Regions from separate parts of the Homo sapiens genome. Here region 2 is linked to region 1. Evidence: read pairs that join two places in POLR2A ChIA-PET (ENCODE). Cell type or tissue: Caco-2. All regions are shown on one strand. Each heading gives the region's core, and the rest is flanking DNA. Links, peaks and the distances in the headings are about the cores only.

Region 1 (5,333 bases), core at 1-5,000:
CTGTTGGATTTAATTAGCTAGTATTTCGTGGATTTTTGCATCTGTGTTCATCAGGGATATTGGTCTGTAGTTTGTTTGTTTGTTTGTTATGTCCTTTCCTGTTTTTGGTGATACTGGCTTCATAGAATAACTTAGAAAGGGTTTCCTGTCTCTCTATCTTTTGGAATAGCGTCAATAGGATGGGTACCAATTCTTCTTTGAATGTCTGATATAATTCAGCTGTGAATCTGTCTGGTCCTGGATTTTTTTTTGTTGGTAACTTTTTAATTACCTTTTCAATTTTGCTCCTTGTTATTGGTCTGTTCAGAGTTTCTATGTCTTCCTGGTTTAATCTATGAGGGTGGTATATTTCCAGGAATTTATCCATCTCTTCTAGGTTTTCTAGTTTATGCAACTGAAGGTGTTCATAGTAGCCTTGGATGATCTTTTGTATTTCTGTGGTATCAGTTGTAATATCTCCCGTTTCATTTCTAATTGAGCTTATTTGGATCTTCTATCTTCTTTACTTGGTTAATCTCATGGTTTATCAATTTTATTTATCTTTTCAAAGAACACGCTTTTTGTTCCATTTATCTTTTGTATTTTTTGGTTTCAATTTTATTTAATTCTGCTCTGATCTTGATTATTTATTTTCTTCTGCTGGATTTGGGTTTGATTGTTTCTCTAGCTTCTTGGGTTGTGATTTTAGATTGCCTATTTATGCTCTTTTGGACTTTCTGATGTAGGCATTTAATGCTATGAACTTTCTTCTTAGCACTGCTTTTACTGTATCCCAGAGGTTTTGATAGGCTTACTATTATTTTTCAGTTCAAAGAATTTTTAAATATCCATCTTGATTTCATTGCTGACCCAATGATCATTCAGGAACAAGTTATTTAATTTCCATGTATTTGCATGGTTTTGAGGGTTCCTTTTTGAGTTGATTTTCAATTTTATTCCACTGTGGTCTGAGAGCACACTTGATATAATTTTGATTTTCTTAAATTTGTTGAGACTTGTTTTGTGGCCTGTCATATGGTCTGTCTTGGAGAATGTTCCATGTGCTGCTGAATAGAAGGTATATTCTGCAGTTGTTAGGTAGAATGTTCTGTAAATATCTGTTAAGTCCATTTGTTCTAGGGTATAGTTTATGTCCGTTGTTTCTTGGTTTACCTTCTGTCTTGATGCTCTGTCTAGTGCTGTCAGTGGAGTACTGAAGTCCCCCACTTTTATTGTGTTGCCATCTATATCATTTCTTAGGTCTAGTAGTAATTGTTTTATAAATTTGGGAGCTGCAGTGTTAGGTGAACATATATTTAGGATTGTGATATTTTCCTGTCGGACTAGTTCTTTTATCGTTATATAATGTCCCTCTTTGTCTTTTTTTAACTGTTACTATAAAGTTTGTTTTGTCTGATATAAGAATAGCTACTCCTGCTCACTTTTGGTATCCATTTGCATGGGATATCTTTTCTCACCCATTTGCCTTAAGTTTATATGAGTCCTTATGTGTCAGGTGAGTCTCTTGAAGACAGCAGATACTTGGTTGATGAATTCTTACCCATTCTGCTATTCTGTATCTTTAAAGTGAAGCATCTAGGCCATTTACATTCAATGTTAGTATTGACATGTGAGGTACTATTCTATTCATTGTGGTATTTGTTACCTAAATGCCTTGTGTTTTTTTTTTTCATTGTGTGTGTGTGTGTGTGTGTGTGTTTTAATAGATCCTGTGAGATTTATGCCTTAAGAACATTCTATTTTTGTGTATTTCGAGGATTCGTTTCAAGATTTAGAGCTCCTTTTAGCATTTCTTATAGTGTTGGCTTGGTAGTGGCAAATTCTCTCAGCATTTGTTTGTCTGAAAGATTATCTTTCCTTCATTTATGAAGCCTAGTTTTGCTGGATACAAAATTCTTGGCTGATAATTGTTTTGTTTAAGGAGGGCAAACATAGGACTGGATACAAAATTCTTGGCTGATAATTGTTTTGTTTAAGGAGGGTAAATACAGAACCCCAATCCCATTCTAGCTTGCAGGGTTTCTGCTGTGAAATCTGCTGTTAATCTGATAGGTTTTCCTTTATAGGTTACCTGATGCTTTCACCTCACAGCTCTTAAGATTCTTTTGTTTGTCTTGACTTTAGATAATCTGATGACTATGTGCCAAGGTAATGATCTTTTTATGACAAATTTCCCAGGTGTTCTTTGATCTTCTTGTATTTGGATGTCTAGATCTCTAGCAGAGCTGGGAAAGTTTTCCTTGACTATTCCCTCTAATATGTTTTCTAAACTTTTAGATTTCTCTTCTTCCTTGGGAACACCAATTATTCTTAGGTTTGGTCTTTTAAACATAATCCCAAACTTCCTGGAGGCTTTGTTAATTTTTTAAAATTTATTTTTCTTTGTTGGATTGGGTCAATTTGAAAGGCTTGTCTTCGAGCTCTGAAGTTCTTTCTTCTACTTGTTCAATCTATTGCTGAGACTCTCCAGTGCATTTCTCATTTCTCTAAGTGTATCCTTTATTTCCAGAGGTTGTGAATTTTTAAAATTTATGCTATCTATTTCACTGGAGATGTTTCCATTCATATCCTGTATCTTTTTTTATTATTATTTCTTTAAGTTGGACTTCAGCTTTTTCTGGTGCTTCCTTGAGTAGCTTAATAGTAGACCTCCTGAATTGTTTTTCTGGCAAATCAGAGATTTTTGTCTTGGTTTGGATCCATTGCTGGTGAGCTAATGTGATCTTTTGGGAGTGCTAAAGAACCTTGTTTTGTCATATTACCAGAATTGTTTTTCTGGTTCCTCCTCATTTGGGTAGATTATGTCAAAGGAAAGATCTGGGACTCAAGGGCTGCTGTTCAGATTCTTTTGTCCCATGGGGTGCTCCCTTGATTTGGTGCTCTCCCCTTCTCCCAAGGATAGGGCTCCCTGAGAGCTGAAATGCAATGAGGGTTATTTCTTTTCTGGATCTAGCCAACCAGCAGGGCCACCAGGCTCTGGGCTGGTACTGGAGGTGTTTGCACAGAGTCCTGTGATGTGAACCGTCTTCAGGTCTCTCAGCTGTGGATAGCAGAACCTGCTCCAGTGGAGGTAGCAGGGGAGTGAAGTCGACTCTGAGGGCCCTGGGTTGTATTTTTGTTTAGTGCACTGGTTTTGAGTTGGTTGGCCTCTGGCCAGGAGGTGACATTTTCAAGAGCTCATCAGCTACAGTAGTAGAGGAAAGATACAAGACTGCCCTACGGTCAGGTAGTGGGCGGGGCCATAGAGCTCCCAGGAGATTATGTCCTTTGTCTTTAGCTATCAGGGCAGGTAGAGAAAGACCACCAAGTGAGGGAAGGGTTAGGCATGTCTGAGCTCAGCCTCTCATTGGGCCAGGCTTGCTGCAGCTGCTGTGGGGGATGGGGGTGTGATTCCCAGGCCAGTGGATTTATGTTCCCAGGGGACTATGTCTGCCTCTGCTGTGTCACACAGGTTACCAGGGAATTGGGGGAAAGCTGGCAGCCACAGGCTTCACCCAGCTCCCATGCAGCCCACAGCCTGAAAGGCCACTCTCACCATGCACCCCCAACAGCACAGGATTTATTTACAGGCAGCGGGTGAGCAGGGCTGAGAACTTGCCCCAGGCTACAAGCCTCCCAGCCGAGAAAACAAGCAGACTCACAGTTCCTTGGCAGTTCCACGCAGCCCGCGGTGGCAATCCACCTCCTTTAAAGGGTCTGTGGATTCTCATTCTCTTGGCTTTCCTGGTATGTTCCCTTGGTAGTTCTTAGAGCGAAAGTTCACGTGAGTTTCCACCTGCTACTCTGTCCATCCGAATGGGAGCTGCAAGTTAGTCTTGCCTCCTATCCACCATTTTTATATGAGTCTCCACCAGGTTTCCATATTTCTAAGAAAATAACACGGAAAGAAAGTACTTCTCATCTTCTCTGGGGCACTTTGAATCTGGGTGAGTTGCTGGGAACTGCAGCTCTCCTGCCTCCGGACATCAGGCTATGTGAGAAAATGTATTTCCTCATTGCTTAAAAAGCAGGTGAGAGTCTGGCTCTGTTGTCATTTGCTGTGCCCTGACTAATGCACTTGCTGCGAGCTCTTCCGGAGATTGAATTGACTACCTCCTGGATCTCTCCCTAGTCAACTGCCATCAGAGTGAGGTTTTCTTTCCCCTTTCATCTAAGAAACATTTATTGATCGCCTATTATGAACAAGGCACTTTGAAGATGCCCAGTTATGTAAGGTACCATTTTGTACCCTCAAGTACCTTATAATCAAATAACAAAATATAAAAATATATGCAAATAAAGCCAGTTAGAAAGTGCTAAATATTATAGAAAATATACCAACTAATGAATATGCAGATATAGGGCAGAGGGAAATTATTTTTGGTGGATTATAACAATATGTCATTGGCATAAAAATCACAAGATACTATGGCATATATCTGAGAGTGTAGTTTTTTTTCCTCTGCTCTTTATTATAAAAACTACTAAAGAAAGAAAATTCAAGCTCAGAACTGCCTACTATCCCATCATCTTTCATTGATTTTACTTTCTATTTGTTTTTACTTAAAGCCATGTACATTTTGCATTTTGCTACAGTGCTTTTGCCCCATGTCTCCTTTCCCTCTTTATTCCCACTCTTAGCCCTGAGGTAGCCATGACAAGTCTGGCATGTATCCTTCTAGATCATTCTCCGTGTTGTCATACTAACATGAACAGACATGTTGGTTTTGTTTTTCTACAGTTGGATCCTACCAAGTGAATTTCTCTGTAGCTAATTTTCTTTCTTAACAACAGGGTAAAAGCTCTCTTTACCAACCTCTATTACAGAGAGTGGCTGGATTCCCCAGTGCTCTCCATTCCTCTGATGCTCCTGGACACCCATGGTGCTAACAAGCTTTGGCTGCTTTCTGGTATGTTTGCATCCTTCTGCTCCCACCAGGTGACTTCTGGGCTCATCAGAGTCAGGTTGTATTGGTCCTTAAGCCTGTTTATACCACTGGGATTATAACTGTAATTCTATACTTTCATCAAATACTTTATAAATCAGTGCAATTAGAGCAGAAAACGAAGACCATCACGTTTCTATGAAAATCAAGTTAAATGCCCCGGAAATATTTGCTCAATGTTGCTTTCTAAAAACATTTGCTACCCAGTTGACAATAAAGATCTGGGGTATATCAGTTACCTTTTGCTGTATAACAAACCACCCCAAAACATAGTGGCTTGGAACAATAATGGTCTATTATTTCTCATAATTTCATGGGCTGCTGGTTTTGCCTGGACTCTCTCACAAGGCTGCATTCAGCTGGAGCTGACTGGGCTGGAAAGTCCGAGATGACCTTCTCCATCTGTCT
Region 2 (5,386 bases), core at 93-5,092, 71 kb before region 1:
ATGTATGTATAATTTTAAAAATATATATTTATTATAAAAGTAATTAATATTATTTGTAGAAATTTAAAAAAAATTTAGAGTAGCAAAAATAAGACAGTAAAGATTACCCCATAATAGCTCCATGCAGAGAAAAATCATTATCAACATTTTGGGGTATATCTTATCAGCCTGAACTTTAAACATTTTTACAAAAATGGAATAATACTGGACAAAATCTTTCATGCTATCAATTTTTTCATTTACTAGTACAGTCAAAAACACAGTTTTATTGCATCTTTTTTCATGGTAACATTATATTCCTGCCAGTGATTAAGATGTAATTGATTTTTCCAATGCGCTATTACTGGACATGTAAAGGTTCTCAAATTGTTACATCATTAACAAAACTGGAATGACCATCTTCAGAGCTAACTTGCTGTCTTTATCCCTGATCTTTCCTTAGGATGGATATAGAATACCAGCATCAGCAAGTGTACACGATTTAAAGCACATTTGGTATCTATTACCAAGCTGCCCTTCAGAGAGGTTGTCTCGTTACACATTCCACAGCTGTGACTGAGAAACCGTCTTGTCGCATTTGACAATCCAGGTTACTATCTAAAAACTTGAGTTTGTAAGAGCAACACGCCATGAGATAATATTCGTGCAAATGTAACTGACAAAAGACTAACATCCCATAATACTAGAGCACCTACAAACCAAGAAGATAAACATCCCATTGGGAAAGTGTAAAAATATGAACATAAAGTTTACAGAAGAAAAAACACAAATGGCTCATAAACACACAAAAAGATGATATTGCTTCCTGGTAATTGGGGAAATGCAAACAAAAACTACAATGAAATATCGTGGTATCGTGTATCAAATTTGCAGAGCATAAAATAGATTACATTCGCAACCAGCAACTACAACCCAACCTTCAGCCTCACTGGACTTCTTGCCATTCCCCAAACCATATCCACGCCCCTCTCCACAGGCTGTTCCTTCTGCCTGCATGCCCTCGATGGCACCAAGGGGGATGGGCACACTAACACAACTGCTGGGAATGGGAAAGTTTCAACCTCTTGGGAATAAAATCTAACAGTATTTATTGGAATGTAACCTGTGCATACTCCACAGCTGGGCCACTACCCTGCAAGAACCCCTCTGGCTGCTGCACAAAGCTCTTCTCTGCATCCTTTTTTATACTAGTGGAACCCTGGACACAGCCTGCATATGGATCAAAAGGGCAGTGGTTATAAATATACTATGGTCCATCTCTAGGCTAGACTGTGATGCAGTGGTTAAAGCCAAGTATTGCAGAAGAGTGATTAAGCATTCGTGCTCCAAAGCCAGATAGCCTAGGTTTCAATCCCAGCTTTGCCACTTACTTGCTGTGTGATCTTGTGCAACTCACTTAGCCTTTCTGTGTCACAGTTTCTCCATCTGTATAACGGACGATAACACTAGCCCCTACCTCATAGGGTCATTGTGAAGAGTAAATGAAATTAATATTGCCTATGTCACAGAGTGATCCTCCTCAAAATCTATTAGATGAAAAAAGAAATTTCTAGAAATTATCTACATACATATTCTGATGGGATTTGTGTAAAGAATTTAACCAACAAACCCATATTACACACACATACACACACACTCACACAGACACACTCACACACACACACACGCACTCACGTGCGTAGAAGTAGATCTAGGAAGATCCATGACACACATGCGAGGCAGGTGAATGGGGACATTAAAAGGAGGACTTCCACGTTTAATTCTGAATGGTCTATTTTATTTGTGCAATTTTTAAAAATCAAAGCAATAAATCACTGTAAAAGAAACCTGCCAGGTTTTGAGTCTTACCATTCTACCCCGGGCTCACCCTTCTCTCTCATTGAATCTCAGGTGTCTTCGGGATCATTTAGTTTAGAAGAGGAAGAAATGTCCCTGGACCCCACCAGTTGAACACTAATGCTCCTTTGGGGATTGCGCCCTCACTGTCTCTCTAAGCATCTGTGGATTGGGGTCTTGTCCCTGCGGGCTCCTCCCGCCTACTCAGAGTGCGCCCTCTGGTGGTGATAACTTGCAGTACTGCGCGCCCACAGCACGTGTGGGGAAGGCGAAAAGCTTTGCTGATTCTCCCAGGGGCCTCAGCCCAGGAGCCCTGGGCTTTGACTCTGGGTCTAGTGCTAGTGGTGGTACCAGATCTCTGTCCCTTGTCGAGGAAGGACACTCTCTATTTGTTTTTAAGTTGTCTCTATCTAGGATTGTCAGATTTAGCAACTAAAAACACAGGATGCCTGGTTAAATTTGAATTTTAGAGAAATCACAAATAACTTTTAGTATGAGTATGTTGCATGACATCTACTAATTTTACACAACTCATACTTATATTAAACAAAATTATTTGTGGTTTCTCTCAGGCTTAAATTCCACTGGGCGCCTGTGTCTTATCTTGTGACTGTGGGAGGAGATCTGTTGGGAAGCGGGTAGGGGAGGTGGTGAGAAAGGAAGGGAGAAGGCCTGGGTATGGTGTGTGATGGAAGGGCACGATGGTTCAGGCGAGTCTTTGGTTGCAGGAGACTGTAAATGGCATCTGCTCTCCAGGCAGCTGGAGCTGTCAGGCTGTAGAACAATGCTGCTCAGCCCTGGGAGCTTTGAAAACCTGACGTGTGGGTCTGATTCCCACAGATTCTGATGTCATTGGTTTGGTGGCATTGGGGTGAGGGTAGGCTCTGGCATTTTTTAAAGCCCCAGGCAATTCAAATGTGCAGCCAAGGTTGAGGACCACTACTCTAGGGGATCTGCAGTGTGTGCATGTGTGCGTGTGAGTGTGCATGTGCGTGTGTGCGCATGTGCGTGTGTGCACCCACTCGTGTATCCCAGATGCCTTCAGCTTGCATATTCCCAAGTTCACCAGTCTGGGGTCCTTCCCGAGAGCCTCCCAGTCCACATGTTATGGAAAAGCCTTGGGCCCTTTCCAAGATGTTTCTAGATTCCCCCAGGGCTTATATTTTACTGGTCATCCCTGGCTCTGATTTCCTGTTCACACTGAGCACTCCCATCTCATTCCTTTCTTCCCCCGGGACTGTGTTTTCTTTCTGCCTGTCAACTTAATGCTGGTCTTTCAATGACCACCAGCAGCTCACAGCTGTCAAGTTTAGCAGATGTTTCCTGCAGGTCTGCAGTTAACAAGAGGTGTCATCCCCAAAGTAAATGATTCTACACTGAAGTCCCCATCTGGGCGGGGAACTCCTGCTAGGAGGAATTTATCACTGGCCATTTCCTCCTCCAATTCCCTCTGCCTCATTTTTACTTCTAGGCCCTCTCATTCTCTTTCAGAAATCACTTTGTCCCCTCCCAAAAAAACAAAGAAACAAAAACAGAAACAAACCCTTCTTCCTCTAGCAGTCAGCATGCAGCTGCTGATCAAGTTCCAAATTGCAGTTCCTTTCTTAATCAGAACAACTCAACTCATTTTTCCTATACCTCTCCTATGTGTCCAGGTATTTCCGAGAGTGATGCATGCTCCTTGGGAAGCATTGGGAATTCTGCACTTCTGGGCCAGCCAGCTCCAACTGCAGCCAATGTTTAAAAAATAGCATCTCTCCCTTCCTTCTATATGTACAGATCTTCAGGGATTTAGCAAATTCTCTTAAATAGCTAGAAGACCTTGCTGACTTCGATGCAAATATTCTGGCCAGAGAACTGAGGTCCTTGGATGAAACCCAATAATCAGAGGGGTCACAGTTTCCTTAGCCCAGGAGGAAGGCAGCTGGTGTCTCAGCAGATGTTCCTAAAGGCCTGGCTTTTTCCACATCTGTTCTGTGTGGTAGACAAGGAGAAGAGGAAGGGAGGAAGGGAACAGAGAGGAAGCAGAGAGAGCTGAAGATTAAAACAATACTGTACAGGTCCCCGCTAAAGATGGACTCTCTGGCTGCCAGGAAAGGACTGAGAGATAAATAGGAGGAGCATAAGAACCTGGGAGCTGGAGGCTGGTCCACCTCCCTCAGCTTCCAGGACCCAGAGGGAGGCAGGCACAGCCAGCCTTGGCCCTGTGGAACCAACACCTTCCAGCCAGGCTGCCAGGAAGCCAAATTCCAAATGTCTAAACTGTATTTTGCACTTTTCCACAAGGTGACCTGCAGCTGCTCTGATGGCCCCTAGGATTCTGTAGGGTACTGTGCAGTCCAGAAAACTTGACTTCCCAATTCTTCCCACTTAGCCAGCTGCCATTTCCTTCCCTCCTAACCACTTTCCTTCCTATTCTTTTCCCTCTGTATTTTCCCCCTTTGTTTTAAAAGTTCAACATGAAACTTTACTCTGTACACTCATCAGGTCAGCAAAAATTAGAAAGTCAGCTAATGCCAAGTGTTAGCTGGAGTAGGGGGGGAAGAGGAACCCTTGTTCTCTGCAAGGGAGTATGAGAAGGTGCAGCCACTCCGGAGGCTGTCTGATGGTGCTGGTTCAAGTCGACTGCGTAAGTCTTCTGCCCACAGCAATGCCACTCCTCGGTATGCGGCGCAGAGACACTTTTTGTCCAAAAGGGGCATGTGGGGAGGTGCTCATTCAGCATTGTTTCTGGCAGGGGCGTTGGCCACTCAGGCACCCATCCCTGGGGAAGACAGAAGTAAATGTGGTGGGTGTACACCTTGGAGAAGCATCTATCAGTCAGAAGCAAGGAAGGGGATGTCCACACAGATTTAGGTAGCTTACGTTAGACACTATGTTCAAATTCAAGGACGCACATCAGATACACAGAAAGGCTGCCTGTGGGGGAATTCGGACTGCAAGTGGAGAATGGGGACTGTAGTGGATTGAAGATGGTCCCAAATTCCTTGTCACTCCCTGCATGGAGAGGTGAGGTGGGGTGCCCTGGGCAGGCTTGTGACTACTTGACCAACAGAATACAGCAGAAGTGGTGCTTGTCAGTTTCCAGGCCTGGGCTTTTTAGAGGGTGGCAGTTCACTTCACCTCTCTTAGGACACTCTCTGGGAGCTTGAAGCTGCCATGTAATCAACTGCCCTAATACCACCAGGTTGCTGAAACCATGTTCAGGAGCTCTGTTTGTGGTCCTAGCTGAGCCCAGCCTTGCAGCCAGCCCCCACCAGCCAATGTCACCAGACATGTAAGTGAAGCCATCCTGGGATCTCTAGACCAGCCCAGCACACCTACAGGCTGATTACCATGGAGTGACCTCCGTTGGCACCACATTCATCAAGAGAATCAACCAGCTGAGTCCTGCAAATCCAAATCCACACAACTGTAATATGATAAAGTATCTAACTTTGGGGGTATATATTAGCCTGTTTTCATGCTGCTGATAAAGGCATACCTGAGACTGGGAAGAAAAAGAGGTTTAATGGACTTATAGTCCACATGGCTGGGGAGGTCACACAAT

Evidence for each region. Peaks named below come from ENCODE experiments on the same cell type or tissue, not always from the same donor. Only the 100,000 strongest peaks of a DNase experiment are listed, where the experiment ranks them.
Region 2: POLR2A ChIA-PET joins it to region 1 with 6 read pairs; 2 of 35 experiments call an interaction of 5 or more read pairs at or near these places.

The regions. Positions count from the first base shown.
Region 1 is chr5:173,650,720-173,656,052 of GRCh38, forward strand. The region is part of intron 2 of LINC01863 (long intergenic non-protein coding RNA 1863); the gene reads left to right. Among named protein-coding and RNA genes, the nearest start is that of LINC01863, 11 kb to the left of the region's middle. In Caco-2, for the core only: no CTCF peak of the experiment used is centred there; no DNase peak of the experiment used is centred there.
Region 2 is chr5:173,579,787-173,585,172 of GRCh38, forward strand. LINC02995 (long intergenic non-protein coding RNA 2995) reads left to right here. Exons shown (of 4, transcript NR_027108.2): 2 at 443-589; 3 at 3,492-4,122; 4 at 4,324-5,282. Among named protein-coding and RNA genes, the nearest start is that of LINC02995, 2.8 kb to the left of the region's middle. In Caco-2, for the core only: a CTCF peak has its summit at 2,066 (motif pointing left); a DNase peak (open chromatin) is centred at 2,055.